2 separate regions of the Homo sapiens genome follow, and region 2 is linked to region 1. A link is a loop called in an ENCODE intact Hi-C map of the cell type or tissue named here. Cell type or tissue: PC-3. All regions are shown on one strand. Links, peaks and the distances in the headings refer to the core of each region. The heading gives the core; the rest is flanking DNA.

The links. Peaks named below come from ENCODE experiments on the same cell type or tissue, not always from the same donor. Only the 100,000 strongest peaks of a DNase experiment are listed, where the experiment ranks them.
Region 2: a loop joins it to region 1, with 2.4 times the contacts of the local background. A loop is called at or near these places in 3 of 110 quality-filtered maps.

What each region holds. Positions count from the first base shown.
Region 1 is chr3:77,820,719-77,829,899 of GRCh38, reverse strand. No RefSeq gene overlaps it. Among named protein-coding and RNA genes, the nearest start is that of LINC02077, 220 kb to the left of the region's middle. In PC-3, for the core only: a CTCF peak has its summit at 4,748; a DNase peak (open chromatin) is centred at 4,329; H3K27ac peaks cover 3,490 bases.
Region 2 is chr3:77,344,086-77,353,266 of GRCh38, reverse strand. The region is part of intron 2 of ROBO2 (roundabout guidance receptor 2); the gene reads right to left. Among named protein-coding and RNA genes, the nearest start is that of ROBO2, 310 kb to the right of the region's middle. In PC-3, for the core only: CTCF peaks have their summits at 4,656 and 4,856 (motif pointing left); a DNase peak (open chromatin) is centred at 4,866.

The DNA of each region.
Region 1 (9,181 bases), core at 443-8,442:
TTTATATCTTTGGAATATCTATTGTTTAGATACAAGAAGGTTTTGTTGTTGTTGTTGTTGTTGTTTTAGATATTAGACGCAATAGTGAAATATTTCTGAGACTTACAGATGAAAATCTATCCATTATATCACAGTAGAGCTTTAACATAAAAGATATTGTATGGTAACGGTACTTTGTACATAATATTCAACTAATGGAAAATGTAAGGCTATTCTTTTTACTTTTCCGTAATTTAGGAGGAAATTTTCCACCCTCTCCCCCAAAATCAAACTTGGTGATATTCAAGAACACACACTTGAAGCAAAAAAAGTTAGAAAAAATAATCAAAATCAGAAGAGTTTTTCAAAAAGGAAAACTCCATAAACCTTAGAAATAATTTTCATGGAAGTTAAAATTAGAAGCATCACTAAAATAGAATATAATATATTTACATTGATGCATGATGTAGATTGCTGTTATCATGTGTAATAATTCAGTTTATTTTTTAAAATAATATATTTATAGACTTCCTTTCAAAAATTGTGTAACGTAGCTTGCAACCTCTGACTATCCTGTCAAGACAGCTCCCAAAGAGGTTCTAACTTCATTACTCTTTTGTCTCTCAATTTACTCCCGATGTCATTTGAGTTGATACTCATAATGATCCAACTCTTACAGCACAGTCTAAGAAACAAGAAGTAAGATATGAATGGTCCATTGGACAGTGCATTTTATATTTGCCTTAAATTCCAGCAGTATTAAAGAGACAGTGGTACAGACAAGTCATTGCTGTGGTCATCAGAGCTCTCTGAAGAAAGAAAAATCTAAGCACTTGAGGGATGTAATGAAGAAGGACACGGGACAGAGGAAAAAAAGAAAAGAGAAGGGAGAAGAGAAGAGAACACTGGCAAAGCTGGCATTCAGAATCATATAAACATAATTTTTTATTTCTCTTTACCTGAAATTGTCATTAGCTAACCTTGGTCCATAAAGAAAATTGAAATTTAGAGCTCTTCAAGATTCCTTACAAAATAACTCCTGACCTCTTTGTTGAACTATCACAACTTAAAGCAAGTGGTAGTGAGCCCTAGAGATCATCCTGCTGGAATGCCTCCTAGAAGATTCAAATATGTCTTTAATTGTAATTATGTCATAATTATCAATGACTAAAACCTTACTCAAATAATATTTTATTCTTGTTATTTTTAAACTGAGGAAATGAGATAGCATAAGCACTCACTTCAGTGTCAGTTAATAATTGGATCTAGTCAATGGTAACAGAGACTAGTATTACTAGCAGCTTTGGTGTACAGGTAGGACTCTCTCTTTCCCTCTGTCTCTCTCTCTCTGTCCTATCTCACACACACACACACACACACACACACACAGACACACACATGCAGACACACAATTTGAAAAGTTAGCCAGGCTCAGACTGGATGGGTGGATCCAGAAAGACATCTCAGTTACCCTCAGTTTCCATTCCCCAAATCACAAAGTGGCTGCTAATGCATCAGCCATCTTCCAGGGAAGAGTTAACCTGGTTGTTCTGCGTTGCTCAAACTGTGCACATCCCTATACTAAACCTGTCTTTATGATTGGACTGGCCCCATTGGCTTCTCCTGGAAATTGAGCTCCTTGTTCTAACTAATGACTGTTTCTGCTGGGGTTTTTTTGCCTTTAACTACACTGTACCAGTTTTTCTAGATAAACTGTACAAACCAAGTAATTTATGCTAAACACCTGCTTTTCTTTGGGGGATCTGGAGAGACTATGGAAGTCCTAGAGGCATTGAATGCGTACATGCTCAACCCCTAATGAAAACTCTGGACTCTTAGGTTCAGGCACAGGTGAGTTTCTCTGATAGAAAACACTTTACACATTTTTTTTTCTAGAGAAATTAAGCACATCTTGTGCAACTCCACCCAGAGAGAAATATTGGAACCTTGAGACTGGTTGTTTTCAGACTTAGTCCCACACACCTTTTCCTTTTGCTGATTTTGCATAGTATCATTTTGCTGTAATAAATCATAAGCATGAAAATATGAACTTCTAAATTCTGTGAGTCGTTCTAGCAAATCGAATAATCTGAGGGTGGTTTGGGGCCTGCCAACATACTACCATATTCACACTTTAAACAGTATAAAGGAAAATGCAGGGAGGGGGGTGAAATATTTACCTCGAATACCCACACAACATCTGTTTAAGTGTCAATTTGTTCCGCCTTTACCTTCATCTGTGCACAATGCACAGGGTTATATTGGTAAGAAAAGGAGAATAAATATTGGGTAGACAAACAACTGTCTTTTTTGCCCACCCAAAAAACAATATACACATTTTTTCCCACCTACATATAGAAGAAAGATAACCTTCCCTTAAAGGAAGCAATCACAAGGTCTCATACAGTTTCTGCTTAGAGCTCAAGGCCCAGGATCTCTGCATTACATGCAGGTAGGTGAATATCATGTCTAGGTGTGGCTTCTGGGACCTATAGACTCAATGCTTTCAGAGGAGAATAAGAAAAACATAGTAGTCAAATGTCACCTAATAGAAATCGCCTGAGGTCTGGCTCCAGCAGTGGAATATGTTCCTTCATTAGCCAGTCTGAGGGTCCCTGAGTGATTTCTTGGATAGGCAATCCCCTATTCATTTTCCTCAGAGGGCCTGGCTCTCAGGATCCAGGAGATCCTGGGAGAATTCTGCTTGCCTAAGATCTCTTGCCATATCTGAGATGAGCACTGAACAGTGTGACTTTCTTGGGGGCTGTCCTGTATGCATGGCTCACTTCTTACCATTGCAATTTCAAAGGCCCAGAGATTCCTTTGTAAATTTAAGTGTCATACCTCGTTGAGGCAAAGGATTGTGATTTCTTTGACAATATGGTTGCATGAAACATAGAAGTTTCTGGTATATTTGTTTTTAATCATTATGATAAGAGGCCGTGTGAATGGGTTATTTCTGTCAATGTTACTACATTTCTTCAGTTCCTTATGAAGCTGGTATATCAAGAAAAGAAAAAATATTTTCTATCCCTGCCCTTTAGAAGATTACAATCTGTGATGAGATAATACATCAAAAATAAATTACAGAGTCCTACCCAGAGCAATCAGGTAAGGGAAAAAAAAGGCATCCTAATAGAAAAAGAACTGAAACTATCTCTGTTTGCCGACAATATGATTTATACCTAGAAAACGCTAAAGGCTCCACCAAAAGGCTCTGTGAGCTGATAAAGAAGACTTCAGTAAAGTTTCAAATACAAAATCAATATACAAAATCTGTAGCATTTCTATTCACCAATAATGTTCAGGCTGTAAGCCAAATCAAAGAAACAATCCCACTTAAAATAACCAGGAAAAAAGTAAAATACATAGGAATACATCTAACCCAAGAGGTAAAAGATCTTTCCAAAGAGAACTGCAAAACACTACTGAAAGAAATAAGACATGACACAAACAAATGGAAAAACATTCCATGCTCATGGATTGGAAGAACCAATATTATTAAAATAGCCATACTGCCCAATGTAACCGACAGATTCGATGCTATTTCTGTCAAACTGCCAACATCATTTTTCAAAGAATTAAATAAAACTATTCTAAAATTCATATGGGGGAGTTTCAAGATAGGCAACCAGACACAGCTGGGAAGTGCCACTCCCACTTAGACAAACCAGGATTTCAACTAAACCAATGTAATTTGAACAGATCTTCAGAGAGAAAACACCAAACGTGGATGGAGATGCAGATGCTGAAGCTGAAGAGAGAGGAAGCTGGTAACTCTGTGTGAGGTGCCTGAACACTAGGGCTTGCTCCCAGCCCTGAACAGCCCCTGGGGAAAGAATGAGTGTAGGGACCAGGTAACTGACTCTTGATATAAACCTCTGGGATCTTAGCTACAGGGGATGCCACTCCCTCAAAAAACGTTTGAGCTTGAAGGAGGATCTCCCCAGAGATTACACGGAGATGGGCTTGAGTAGGCATGGAGCCAGGGACTTTTGTGCACAGGATAGCTCTGATGGAGCCTGGCCATAGACGCCCAACCTCCATGGCTGCCCATCTCCCTCTGAGAGGCTCTGGCCCTAGCTCACCACCAGAACAGGAGAAAGCAGGGCCAAATTACCCACAGGACTAGGGCACATCTGTCTTGCAGGCCTGCCTGCCAGCCCCTCCCAGTGCTCCTGGCTGGCTGCCTCACAGGTGTGTGTACACAGTGCAGCCTCTGCTGCCCAGCCTGGGTGTTTGGCTCCACCTCAGTGCATTCCAGCAGCCTGGAAGCCCCTCAGATCTCCCATGCACCTGGAACCCAACTCTGAGAGTTCAGAGGAGGAAGCCATGAGCAGATCCTGGTGCCCCAAGGCTGTGACTCATATCTCTGGAGTGCCAAACCAGGATCTGTTCCCAGCACTTGAGTGGAGAAACTCACATTCTCAGAAAACTGAGAGGAGTGAGTCACACAGGTTCATGGGCTGGTGTGGGAACTGGGCATGCCTCTCTCCACAGGGCTGTTCTGGTAAGCGTGTGGCCAATCTCTCCCAGCTGAACCACTGTCTGAGGGAGTCGCATGGCCTAAAACACCTAACAACAAAAACAACAAAACATGGGCACAATGTTAGTGATCAGAGGTAGCTCCCCCAAGGCCCAGGAGTGGAAGTAATGGAGGAGTCACCTCTCTCCACTTCACACCACAAAGCACAGCTGCAAAGATGAGGATACACAAAGGAGCCACATGGCTGAGTAAGAGCCTATTTACTGTCCATTGCTCTCAGGCATCATCTAGTGGATCACAGCCCAACCTATGGCATAAAAAAAAAATTGCTAATTCACTCTCCTGCAAAACCAAAAGCAAGAATGTAACAGCATGCAAAGAAACAATATTTCTTTGAAAACTTCCAGAATGAAACTAGCTGACTATACTCAGTTTGTGCCACAGTTAAAGGAAACAATCCCCCCCACCCCCTACAGAAGAGAAAAAATCAGCACAAGAACTCTGGCAATTCAAAATGCCAGAGTATCCCCTTACCTCAAAAATGAGCCCACTAGCTCCGCAGCAGTGGGTTCTTAGTCTGAAATTACTGAAATGGCAGACATGGAATTCAGAATCTGGATGGCAAGGAAGCTCAACAAGATCTAGAAGAAAGTTGAAACCCAATCCAAGGAAGGCAAGCAATCCAATAAAACAATTCAAGAGTTGAAAAACAAAATAGTCGTTTTAAGAAAGACCCAAACTAAACTTCTTGAGCTGAAATACTCACTACAAGAATTTCAGAATAAAATCAGAAGTATTAACAGCAGAATAGACCAATCCAAGGAAAGAATCTTAAAGCTCAAAGACCAACCAGAAGCTCAAATCAACTCAAGCAGACAAAGATAAATTTTTTTTACAAAATGAACAAAATCTCCAATAAATATGGGATTATATTAAGATACCAATTTTGTGACTCACTAGCATCCCTGAAAAAGAAGGAGAGAGAATAACTTGGAAAATATATTTTAGGATACAGTCCACCCAAAAAAAAATCTCCCTAATCTCATAGGAGAGATTGAGGGGTAAATTCAAGAAATATAGAGAACCCCTCCTAGATACTGTAGAAGATGACCATCCCCAAAACACATAGTCATCAGATTCACCGAGATCAATGCAAAGAAAAACTCTTAAAGGCAGCTAGAGAAGGATCAGGTGATGTACAAAGGGAACCTCATCAGACTGGCAGTGAACCTTTCAGCAGAAACTTTACAAGCCAGAAGACACTGGGGACCTATTTTCAGCATCCTTAAAGAAAAGAAATCCCAAAGAAGAATTTCATACCCTGCCAAACTAAGCTTCATAAGTGAAAGAGAAATAAAATCCTTCCAGGCAAGCAAATGTTAAGGGAATTTGTTTCCACTAGACCAGGCTTACTAGAGGTCCTCAAGGGACTGTTAAACATGGAATCAAAAGAAATTTGAAACCTGCTGCCACAAATACTCACGTAAGCACATAGTTCACAGACACTATTGAGAAACTACACAACCAAGTCTGCATAACAACCAGCTAAAAACATGATGACAGGATCAATATCTCATTTATTAAAACTAAGTTTGAATTTAAATGGACAAGTGGCTTCGTGTAAAAGACATAGAGTGGCAAGCTGGATAAAAGACAAGACCCAACTATCTGCTATCTTCAAAAGATCCATCTCACATGTAATGATCTCAGAGGCTCAAAGTAAATGTTGAAAAAAAAGATCTATCCTCTAAAAAAAAAAAAAACAAAAAGAGCAGGAGTCACTATTCTTACGTTAGATAAAACAGACTTTAAACCTCTAACAATTAAGAAAACAAAGAAGGGCATTACATAATGATAAAGGGTACAATCCAACAAGAAAACTTAACTATCCTAAATACACATGCACCCAACATTGGACTACGCAATTTCATAAAACAGCTTCTTCTTGATCTACAAAAAGACTTAGCCACACAATGATAGTGGAAGACTTCAGCACCCCACTGACAGCATTAAAGATTAGTGAGGCAGAAAACTAACAAAGAAACTCTGGACTTAAACATAACACCTGACCAGATGGATCTAGTAGACATTCACAGAACACTTCACACAACAACCAGAAAACATGCGTTCTGTCATATTTCGTGACAGAGACACAACCAAAAAAGAAAACTTCAGGCCAATATCTTTGATGAACATAGACAGAAAAATCCTCAACAAAATAGTATCAAACTGCATCCAGCAGCACGTCAAAGAGTTAATACAACGCAGTCGAGTAGGCTTTATTTCTGGGATGCACGGCTGGTTCAAAATACACAAATCAATAAATGTGATTCACCACTTAAGCAAAATTTAAAGCAAAAAACCTATGATAATATCAGTAGATGCACAAAAATATTTCTATAAAATCCAATATCCCTGCAAAATAGAAACTCACAACAGGCTAGGCATTGAATTAACATACCTAAAAATAATAGGAATAATCTACAACAAAACTACGGCCAACATCATACTGAATGGGCAAAAGCTGGAAGCATTCCCCTTGAAATTGGAAAAAGACAAGGATGCCCACTCTCACCACTCCTACTTAACATAGGACTGGAAGTCACAGCCAAAGCAATCAGGCGAAATAAAGAAATAATATGATTTTATACCTTGAAAACCCTGAAGACCCTGCCAAAAGGCTCCTAGAACTGACAAACGACTTTAATAAAGGAAATAAATCAATGTACAAAAATCAGTAGCATTTCTATACCAACAACATCAAGGCTGAGAGTGAAATCAAGAACATAATCCCACTTAGAGTAGCCAAAAGGAAAATGAAATACCTAGGAATATAGCTAATCAAAGAAGTGAAAGATTTCTCAAAGGAAGACTACAAAACACTGCTGAAACAAATCAGACATGACACAAAAAAGTGGAAAAACATTCCATGTTCATGGATTGAAAGAATCAATATTGTTAGAATGCCCATACTTCCCAAAGCAATTTACAAATTCAGTGCTACGCTTATCAGATTGCCAGTGTCATTCTTCACAGAATTAGGAAAAAACTATTCTAAAATTCATGTGAAACTGAAAAGAGCCTGAATAGCCAAAGCAATCCTAAGCAAAAAGAACAAAGCTGGAGGCATCACACTACCTAACTTTAAATTATACTATAAAGCTACAGGAACCAAAACAGCATGGTAATGGTACAAAAACAGACACATAGCCAATGGAACAGAATAGAAAACAGACACATAGCCAATGGAACAGAATAGAAAACTCAGGAATAAGGCTGCACACCTATGACCATCTGATCTTCAACAAGACCAAGAAAAACAAGCAATGGGAAGAGAACTCCCTATTCAATAAATGGTAACTGGCTAGCTATATGAAGAAGATCAAAGCTGGACCCCTACCTTTCACCATACTATATACAAAAATTAACTCAAAGTGGATGAAAGATTTAAATGTAAGACCTCAAACTATAAAACTCCTAGAAGACAACCTAGGAATTTTTCTGCTTGACATTGACTTTGACAAAAAAATTTTGGCTAAATCCCCAAAAGCAATTGCAATAAAAACAAAATATACAAGTGGGATCTAATTATACTAAAGTGTTTCTGCACAGCAAAAGAAACCATCATCAGAGTAAACAGCCTACAGAATGAAAGAAAATGTTCACAAGCTATGCATCTAAGGTTTAATAACTGGAATCTATACATAATTTAACCAATTCAAGAAGCTAAAATCAAATAACCTTATTAAAAACTGGGCAAAAGTCATAAAAAGACACTTTTCAAATGACATACAGGCAGCCAACAAACATTTGGGAAAATGATAAACATTACTAATCATCAGAGAATGCAAATCAAAACCACAATGATATACCATCTAACAGCAGTCAAAATGGATACTATTAAAAGATCAAAAAACAACAGATGCTGGTGAGGCTGAGGAGAAATCAGAACGCTGTTGGTAAGAATGTAAATATGCTGTTGGTAAGAATGTAAATTAGTCCAGTCACTGTGGAGAGCAGTCTGGAGACTTCTCAACTTAAAACATGACTGCCATTCAACCCAGAATTTAATTACTGTGTATATATCCCAAAGAAAATAAATCATTTGACCAAAAAGATACATGCACTTGTATGTTCATTGAAGCACTATTCACAATAGCAAAGACCTGGAATCAACCAAAATGCTACCAGCGGTGGAATGGATAAAGAAAATGTGGTATATATCCACCATGGAATATTGTACGGTCATAAAAATAATGAAATAATGTCCTCTGCAGCAATATAATGTGACTGGAGGCAATTATCCTAAGTAAATTAACACAGGAACAGAAAACCAAATGCCACATGTTCTCTCTTTTAAGTGGGAGCTAAGCATTGGGTACACATGGACATAAAGATGGTAATAATAGACACTGGGACTACTAGAGTCGGGGGAGAGGGAAGGAGATACGTGTTGAAAAGCTAACTGTTAGGTACTATGCTCACTACCTGGGTAAGGGAATCAGTGTATCCCAAACCTCAGCATCATGTAATATACCCCTGTAACAAATCTGCACTTGTACCCACTGAGTCTAATATAAAAGTTGGAATTTAACAAATAATTAAATAAAACAGTCAAAAAATTAAAAGTAGCATAATTAAATAAAACAGTCAAAAAATAAAAAGTAGCTTATCTTTATATAGCAATAGGTGTTACAGGATTATTCAGTAAATGTG
Region 2 (9,181 bases), core at 644-8,643, 480 kb after region 1:
ACCCCAAATGTTTGGGTGGCCCACATCGCAGAAATATATCATCTGGTTCAATGTACAGCTTTGAAAACTTCTTAGAGAGACTACAAAGTTACAATATTCATTTGAGCACCAGGTTCATAAAGGGGGTTGGTTGTAAGAGTAACATTTTTAAAAATAAATTTTTAAACTATGAAAAAGTTTAAGCCATTAAGAATTTATTCCTTCATCATAGAATTTAAAAGAACAATTCTAAAAATAATTCTGTGGATAAGTTGTAAACACTGAGATTCAATCAAACACAGGTAGCACATGACCAATAAGATTAATAAGTCTATTGAGACAAACTACTTTATTTAAAAGGATTATGTGATGGACCATGTGAAATGAGCTGTTTAAATCAAGAAATACTCGCCATCTGCATTTTCCTGAATGCTCTCTCTAGCCGTCTTGTCACAGAGAGAAGTAACTTCCCACATCTGGGGTCTACAGTGAACTAACAGAAGATCAACTCAATAGAAAGACTTCATTCCCACTGGTGACTTTTCAGTTGATGACTTTGATGTTGCTAAGGTTGAACACTCCGAAAAATAAGGTGAAGGCAAAAAACTAAGATGAAGACAATAATATGACCATTTTTTACAAAACAAAAGTTTTGAACTTTTTTGAGACTATTCATTCTGTGTCATAGTTTTCTTCTATTGGAAAAAAAAAATCATGTTCTAATTTCTTCATGGCTTACCAAATGAACAAGAAAAGCATGTCGTAGCCTTGCAATTCTCCCATCAGGATGTCATTGACTTTAGACTCTGGGAAAAAAAAATATCGCTGTTTTGTGTAAAAACTGATGTCTCTCTCTGGGCTGATGCTGCTGTGTATAGACACAGGATGTCAGACCACCTGCATGAGAATATCTTCCACGAAATAGAATGATGCACGAATTGTAAAGAAGCCCTTGTCATTACTCCTGGAGTCAAGAGTTTTGACAACACTTCTATAGTCACTCCTGCCTACATGTTCAAATCCTAGGCCTTTTTTTATTTTTATTTTTTTTTCAGAAAAAAAAAGAGAGAGCATAAATCATTCATTATGTGTTTCTGTAGTGGTTTGCACCGAGTTTAAAATAAGGTCCTCTAGAATGCTAGAGTAAAATGCTGATACCTGCGACTCTTTTTTTTTTTAATTTTATTATTATTATACTTTAAGTTCTAGGGTACATGTGCACAATGTGCAGGTTTGTTACATATGTATGCATGTTCCATGTTGATGTGCTGCACCCATTAACTCGTCATTTAGCATTAGGTATATCTCCTAATGCTCACCCTCCCCCCTGCCCCCACTCCACAACAGTCCCCAGAGTATGATGTTCCCCTTCCTGTGTCCATGTGTTCTCATTGTTCACTTCTCACCTATGAGTGAGAACATGAGGTGTTTGGTTTTTTGTCCTATCGCAAGGACAAAAAAACCTGCGACTCTTATTGTTGGAGACCCCAGATTATATTGTTGTGCTCTTTCCACTTAGAATGTTAATATAACAAGTGCTTCCTAATTCACTCTCAACAGCTTTAGGCTGATTAGAGAACCTGGTTAATTATGACAATGATCCTCCATTCTACTTGCTGATAAATGAGACCTTCTTGATGTCTAAGGAGGTACCTCCTTGTATTTCAACGTAGATGACTCTGCCACTTTGTTAAGGGAAAATATACCTGGTGACTGTAGTGAGGCACCTTACGATTCTCAACCAAGGAACCCTTTATCTCAGTTTTTTCCTTCATTTTTGCCGATCCCAGTTCCTGGGCTTGGAGCTACCCTTTCTCATTCTCATGATCAATATCTTCACCTGCCATCATAATTTGTTTCCTGCCCAACATAAAAGTCATGCCACTCATTGTCTATTCACCTTCAATGGCTCATTTTTCATTTCTGTGGTAACTGAGTGATATCTTGATGTTAAAGAGGAATTGTTAACTCTCAGACTTAAATTCAGGTGTTCTTATGCCATCACAATGCCAGTATGTTTTGATATGTTTATGTCGCTCTTTTTTTTCCCTAAAATTAATTATTTATTCGAGATCTGACTATAGTACAACAGAATTTTGAGGTTGTCACAATAAACTTCCCTAAGATTTATCTTCCAAGGTGAAATAATTTAAAAAGACAAGTCAGGAGTAAAACAAACAAATAGGAAGGAAGGAAGCTTTCTTGCTAGAAATAAAATATTTTCCCTGAGTGCTTTGTTAACTATTATTCAAGACTTTAAAAGGGAGAAACCACCAAAGCATAACTTATTGACACATATAGAAATGCATACATGCAAGCATTAAAAATAATTTGTGACCAGCTGTGCTTGATAAATCAGAAAGCCACCAAGTGTGTGTTTAGTTCTCTGGCTGGCTGATTTAGAAACCTAATTTGCTTCTGTTGAGAGACAACCAAAGACTGAGACTCCTCTTCTGGGCCTCTCTTGTGTCCAGTTCCGTGTAGCTGTTCCTCTGGGCTTCCTCTTGCAAGTGACCTTAACGACAAGTGCCCCTCCCATTGCCTCTTGATAAAAATCTAAGTTGCCAAAACAATGGCAGCTACTCTGCAAGAGGATTCCTTCCTTCTATGAAAACCCAGAATTATCCTTGACCCACTATTCCCTAAAATGCTGAATTTCACCTGACACCTTCTGTTAAGACTCTATACAAGAAAAAAAAGTCTGTCCTTCGTCTCTAATTTAGGAGCCTCCTTCAGAGCCTGCTTTTGTGCAGCACTTCGAGTACAGAATGATACTAGGAAGTTCTGGAGTGGTTGATTTTGTTTCACACTGAAATGTTAAGAGCATCTCCATATTCAGTGGAAGTGAGGGAGGTGCAGAAGAGACTCACATTCAATTAACCAAGTAAGGGAGATTGATACATAAAATCACAATTCAGTGTATATTTACTTCAAGACAGGGTCCCACATTGTCACCCAAGCTGGAGTGCAGAGACACTATCACGGCTCACTGCAGCCTCAACCTCCTGGGCTCAAGCAATCCTCCCACCTCAGCCTCCCAAAATTACCTGGGTTAATAGCTATGTTGCCCAGGCTGGTCTTGAACTCCTGGGCTCAAGCGATCCTCCTGCCTCAGTCTCCCAAAGTGCTGAGATTACAGGCATGAGCCACTGCACACGGCATATGTATATATATATATTATATATATATGAATGTGTGTGTGTACATATATATATTTTTTTTTAATGTACCAATCGCAGGGACGTACAGGTGTCAGTGAAATCAGGATGTCTTTTCTTCCAAAAGTAAGCTTTACAAAAGCCATACTGCAATCAGAAGGTCAACTAACTTTCAATAAGAAATAACTAACATCGGGACCAGACTGCTGGAAGTACATATTAGAAGGGATTTTTCTTCTATAGACAGGCAGAGCTGCATGGAAAATTAATTATTAATCATAAGGCTGTTTTGTGATCACGATTGCAATATAAAGTGGGGTGACAAAGAAAGGCCTCTCTGAAAAAAAGTGAGTTGGTCAGATGAATCCAATGTTTATTGTCATTAACTAACAGAGTCTGATGTATCTGTGAACCCAGGAAGTTCTGGAATTCTCATAATTCACTGGCTTAGACTCCAGCCCCTAGGATTCACGTGCCCAACTTTCGCTTTGGAGTATCCTCTTGAAGTGCCTCTATGTCTGCCTTTTCTTATTAAAATGTTCTTTCTTTGGAAATGTTAAACCATTTAATCAGTAATGGTCCCTTTGGCTTAAAAGCATTTCTAGCTCTTTAAGGTAAGTGACTCATTACACGTCGATTTCATAGTGTGACTCTCAGAAGGCAATCTTATTTCTTTATTTCCAGGTTCTTGAGGGATGCTGTACTGTAGCTCCCAAGAACAGACAACATTGTATTTTTAGCACCTATTGTAGTGGAATGGAAACCGGGTTAGGAGTCAAGAGAATTGAGTTTTGGTTTAATCTTTGATACTTAACTAGTTTTGTGACCCTGGGCAAGATGTATAATTGCCTTCATTTGGAAAATAAAGAAAATAATACCTGTACTATCTACCTCAAAATGTTATAGCCAGCACCAAAACATACCATCTATCAATGTACTTTCATGTTTTATTCTTTTTTTCTCAGTATTATTTATTGACCACCTATTATATTCAAGGCTCTCATCTAGCACTGGCAGTGAGAAAAAAGCAGACAAAAATACCTTCTCACACAGAATTTAGAGGCTAGGCTGATGTTAGGTAAGTGAGAAGAAGAAGCAAGGCAGGAAACAGGAATACAAAACCTCAGGTGCAGGCGGGGATTGCAATGTAAAGAAAGGCCTCTCCGAGAAGAAGCTTTTCGGGAGAAGAAGTGAAGAAAGTGAGAGAGCCAGACAAATGAATATCTGTTGGAAAAGATAATGAAGCAGAGCCAACAGGTGATGCATCTGTAAGAAAAAGCAAGGAAGATAATGAGGACTTAGCCCTGGGGAGAGACTAACAGGAGAGAGGTCAGAGCTGTGGTGGGCACTGATACCTGAAGGCAAGGGCAGGATTAGGGAGACTTGTTAGGAGGGGTTTGCCATAATTCAGGTGACAGATAGTGCTTGCTTGACTTTAGGCAGTGGCAAAGGAAATGAACGCAATCTGGACATATTCTGAAAATAGAACAAATAGCTTTGTCAGAGGCGTGTGAACAAGAGCAACTCCATCTTGAATAGGAGCTGGGCAAAATAAGGCTGAAACTTACCGGGCTGTATTCCCATACAGTTAGTCATTCTAAGTCACAGGATGAGATAGGAGGTCGACCCAAGGTCAGAAGGACCTTGCTGATAAAACAGCTTGTGGTAAAGAAGGCAGTCCCAACCCATCAAAACCAAGATGGTGATGAGAGTGACCTCTGGTGGTTCTCACTGTTATACTCGCACCAGCGCCATGAAAGTTTACAGATGCTGTGGCAACATCAGGAAGTTACCCTACATGGTCTAAAAAGGGGAGGATGAATAATCCACCCCTTGTTTAGCATATAATCAAGAAATAACCATAAAAATGGGCAACCAGCTGACCTTGGGGCTGCCCTGTCTGTGGAGTAGCCGTTCTTTAAAAGCCTTTACTTTCTTAATAAACTTGTTTTCACTTCACTGTATGGACTCTCCCTGAATTCGTTCTTGCTCAAGATCCAAGAACCCTCTCTTGGGATCTGGATCAGGACCCCTGTCTGGTAAAAGCTTTTCTCACCACAGGAAAGGGATTAGAGGAAAAAAAGGTGTATAAAATCAAAAATCCTGGGCTTAGTTGAGCAGAAAAGTGTGGGTGGAGCAGTTTTTAGGAAGAAAAGTAGAACTCTTAGGAGTAAAGCTAGAGACGGTAGTGAAATCCATGAGAAATGATGAGATCACCTAGAAAGTACTTTAAGATAGAAAATGAGGTCTAAAAACCCTGAGCTGGAGCACTCTAAAGAAAAGGATTTGGGCAAGAAGGTGAAATTAACACATACATGAGAGAAGGAGCTTCCAGGCAGACAGGAGAAAAACAATGCAAGGCTGATTGTTCTGGAAGCCTAGTGAAGAAAGTATATCAATGATGACAGTGTGACCATCTGTGTCAAATCCTAATTTGGGGTCTATTTAGATCAATACTCTAACAAGGCCATCATAATTAGTAATGTGAAAGTCACCGTGGGTCGTAAGGGCAGTTTGCATAGAATATTTGGGGGAAAAGGAGCTGAATTTTAGACGTGGCTTAAGAAAAAAATACAAATTATGAGCAGAAAATATAGATAGGGAGAGATAAGGGGAGATATGACACACTATAGATTCTTCTATTTTTTTCTGGCAGAAATAAACATTATAGTCCTATGCTGATGGGAATTATACGGTAAGAGGGAAGGAAAGAGGGAAAATTGCTACAAAAATGTTTTAAGAACATGGAAGCGCAAATTATGATGTCTGCTTATTTATTTATATATATTATAATATTTCAGGTCTGGAACGCGAGGTATTTAATTCGTATTGTTTTGGTTAGTAGTGGTATCTATTTTGCTTTATGAACCTTTGAATAAATCAAATATGAACCTTACAGCTTTATGGTGTACTTGCAATTAGCATGGTCTTTTTCTGGTTTTCTCCAGATCTTTCCATGATTCCTTGTGTCACTGAGAACTAAACTTAAATGGAACTTCTCCTGAGTGGGCTCTCTCAGGTTACATTACTCTAAATTTCTAATCAAACAACAACACTGTGGAAAGCAGAATTCCAAAGATATCGCTGGGAGATTTCTTTCCCACATTTACTCCCTCAGGTACTACTGTGAAGGGACTCTGCAGTTGGAATTAAGGTTACTTACCAGCTGACCTTAAAATAAGAAGATTTCCTTGAATTATACAGGTAGGCCCAATCTAATAACATGGGCCCTTAAGAAGAGAGAAACTTCTCTGCCAGAAGGGAGAAAGGACAAAGGAGAAAGGGATTAAGAGAGATTCGAAGATTGAAAAGGACTTGATCGTTTTGCCGGCTTTGAAAATGGAGGAAGTGGGTATCCGATGAGGAATGCAGGCAGCCACTAGAAGGTGAGAACTAACCCCAGCCCACAGCTACCAAGAAGATGGGAATCTCAGTCCTGCAACTGTAGAACACTGAATTCCTGCAACAACCTGGATGAGCTAAAAAGCAGATTCATCCGTAGAATTTCTAGAAAGGCCAACACCTTGATTCCGGGAATGTGAACCTACTGCAGAAAGGTAGCTGAGCCTAAACTTCTTACCTACAGAAATGTAAAATAATAAATGAGTGTGGTTTTAAGCCACTAAGTTTGTGACAGCAAGTTACACAGTGATAGTTTACTAAAACAAACCCTATTTCTCAAAATACTGCTAAGTATTATTTTAAAATAGTTGTAAGAGTAGAATGAGGAGTAATAAAACTGGACCCAGGGAGAAGGTTGATATGCCATTCTATTATTAGTACAACTGGAGGAATAATCATAGCTGTATTTATAATCACTACACTAATGAAGTTTAAATGTACATTTAGCTTAAAAAGCATGACTTACATTTGTTTTAAAAGGGATTACATTTTGATCTACAAATATTTAAAATATACTAAGCAATTCATTCTAAATACACTAAATGCAAGTTTGAGAGTTACAGAATCATTACTTGTTTAGTCATGTAAACTACTCCTAAATGATGGGGCCAAAATTGCCTAATGTTTGGTTGCAAGCAATATATCATGGGTAGTTCTGTTTTAGTAACACAGAGTATTATGTAGTTTGTACTAAAATTACTAAAATTAGCACAATAATAATGAAGCACATTAGTGTATGACGGCCAAAGAACCAACCAATATTATGTGTAATTTCTGGATGTACCATCTTAGCCGCCATACAACAGCATAATTAACATTTAACCTACATTAACAGGCAAATAATGTGGCTAACATTTTAATATCACAGAGCAAATTGACTGTTAATGGGTTTAAAAGATTATTACAGTAATAAATTGAAGAGTATACTGGAAAATAATCACCACTCATTATACTGGACAAAGTCTTGATAATTTATTCTAGGCATATATTTTCACCTTTTGATTTACAAAGTTATTTAATATCATTATTCCATTAAATACAGCTAATTTAAGTGCCTAATCAGAAGAAAGACATCATTATATAAGTGTGTACCCTACAAACTAAATATAGATACAGAGGTTTAAAGATAGTTGTGTGAGTTATGAGTTGAAAACAACAAATTAATGAGGGATTTATTTTGGGGAGGGGGCATCAATTCAGTGAGCATGATGTCAAGATTATTTGTTTAATACCAAATATACTGTTTCTCCCTGTGGCAGCTAGCCTTCAATATGTCCACCAATTATCTCCATCTCCTGGTATTCATGTCCTCATGTAGACCCCTCTCACCTTGAATGGGGCTGACATCTATGACCAATACAATCATGTGTGGTAAGGGTGTGTGATTTCCAAGTCTGCCATGTTTCTACCTTCTCTTGGATTGCTTCAGAAAAAGCCAGACACCATATTTTAAGGACATACAAGCAACCCTGTGGGGACACCCAGCAGGGAGGAGCTAAGGCCTCCTGCCACCAACCAACATCATCAACTAGTCAATTCTGAGTCAACCACCTTTGATGCAAATCCTTCACCTAGTCAAGCCAGTTTCGATAACTGTAGTTTTGGCTGACATCTTAACTCAAATCTCATAAGAGTTTTTACGGTTTTTTTTAAGGGTGTTTCCCAAGCTAAAACCACAAATTATTGACCCACATAAACTGTAAGGGCTAATACATGCTTATTGTTGTTTTGAGCCTCTAAGCTTTGGGGTAATTTGTCATGCTGAAGTAGATAAGGAATGCAATTCCCTTCAAGAATTATTTATCATAATGTTCTTTATATTAGTGTAATAAATAAGGAATATATCAAGAAGAAACAGTATGTTCATGGAGAAAACATTTGAGACCAAAAAAACTTTTAATATTATTATTTTCAAAGGTACATAAAATGAGAGAAAATTCTCACAGATTCCTAAGTACTCATCACCTATCTTTAACAACCATTCAATGTCTTACTGCTCTACCACTGCTGATCTTACTATTTTTTATCTTCTGTTTCAGTCCATTTGGGCTGCTATAACAAAAAAACACCCTATACTGGGTAGATTATAAACAACAGAAATTCATCTCTTATACCTTCTGGTGGCTGGGAAATCCAAATCAAGTCACTGGCAAATTTGGAGTATGGCAAGAGCCCACTGTCTGGCCCACAGATGGCATGTTTCTGCTGTGTCCTCACCTGGTAGAAGGGACTAGAGAGCTTTCTTGGGCCTCTTTTATAAGGACACTAATCCCATTCATGAGGGCTCTGCCCTCATGGCCTAATCACTTGCCAAAGGCTCTACCTCCTAACACCATCACCTTGGGGATTAGGATTTCAACACATGAATTTTGTGGGACACAAATGTTCAGTCCATTGCATCCTCCCACTTTTCCTCTTGCATATTTTAAAGTAAGGTTAATATGTCATATATTTTAAGAAAAAAATATTTTTGATATATGAAAGAAGCTGTTCTGTATACCTGGATCTTCACATGGCTGACTCTTTTTTGTCATTCCAATTTTACATCAAACATCTCCTTCTCACCATCTTCTCAGGAGGACCTCTCTGACCATAAAAGGAGGCTCACGGTAGCCCATCCTGCTATATCAAGGTCATGTTTA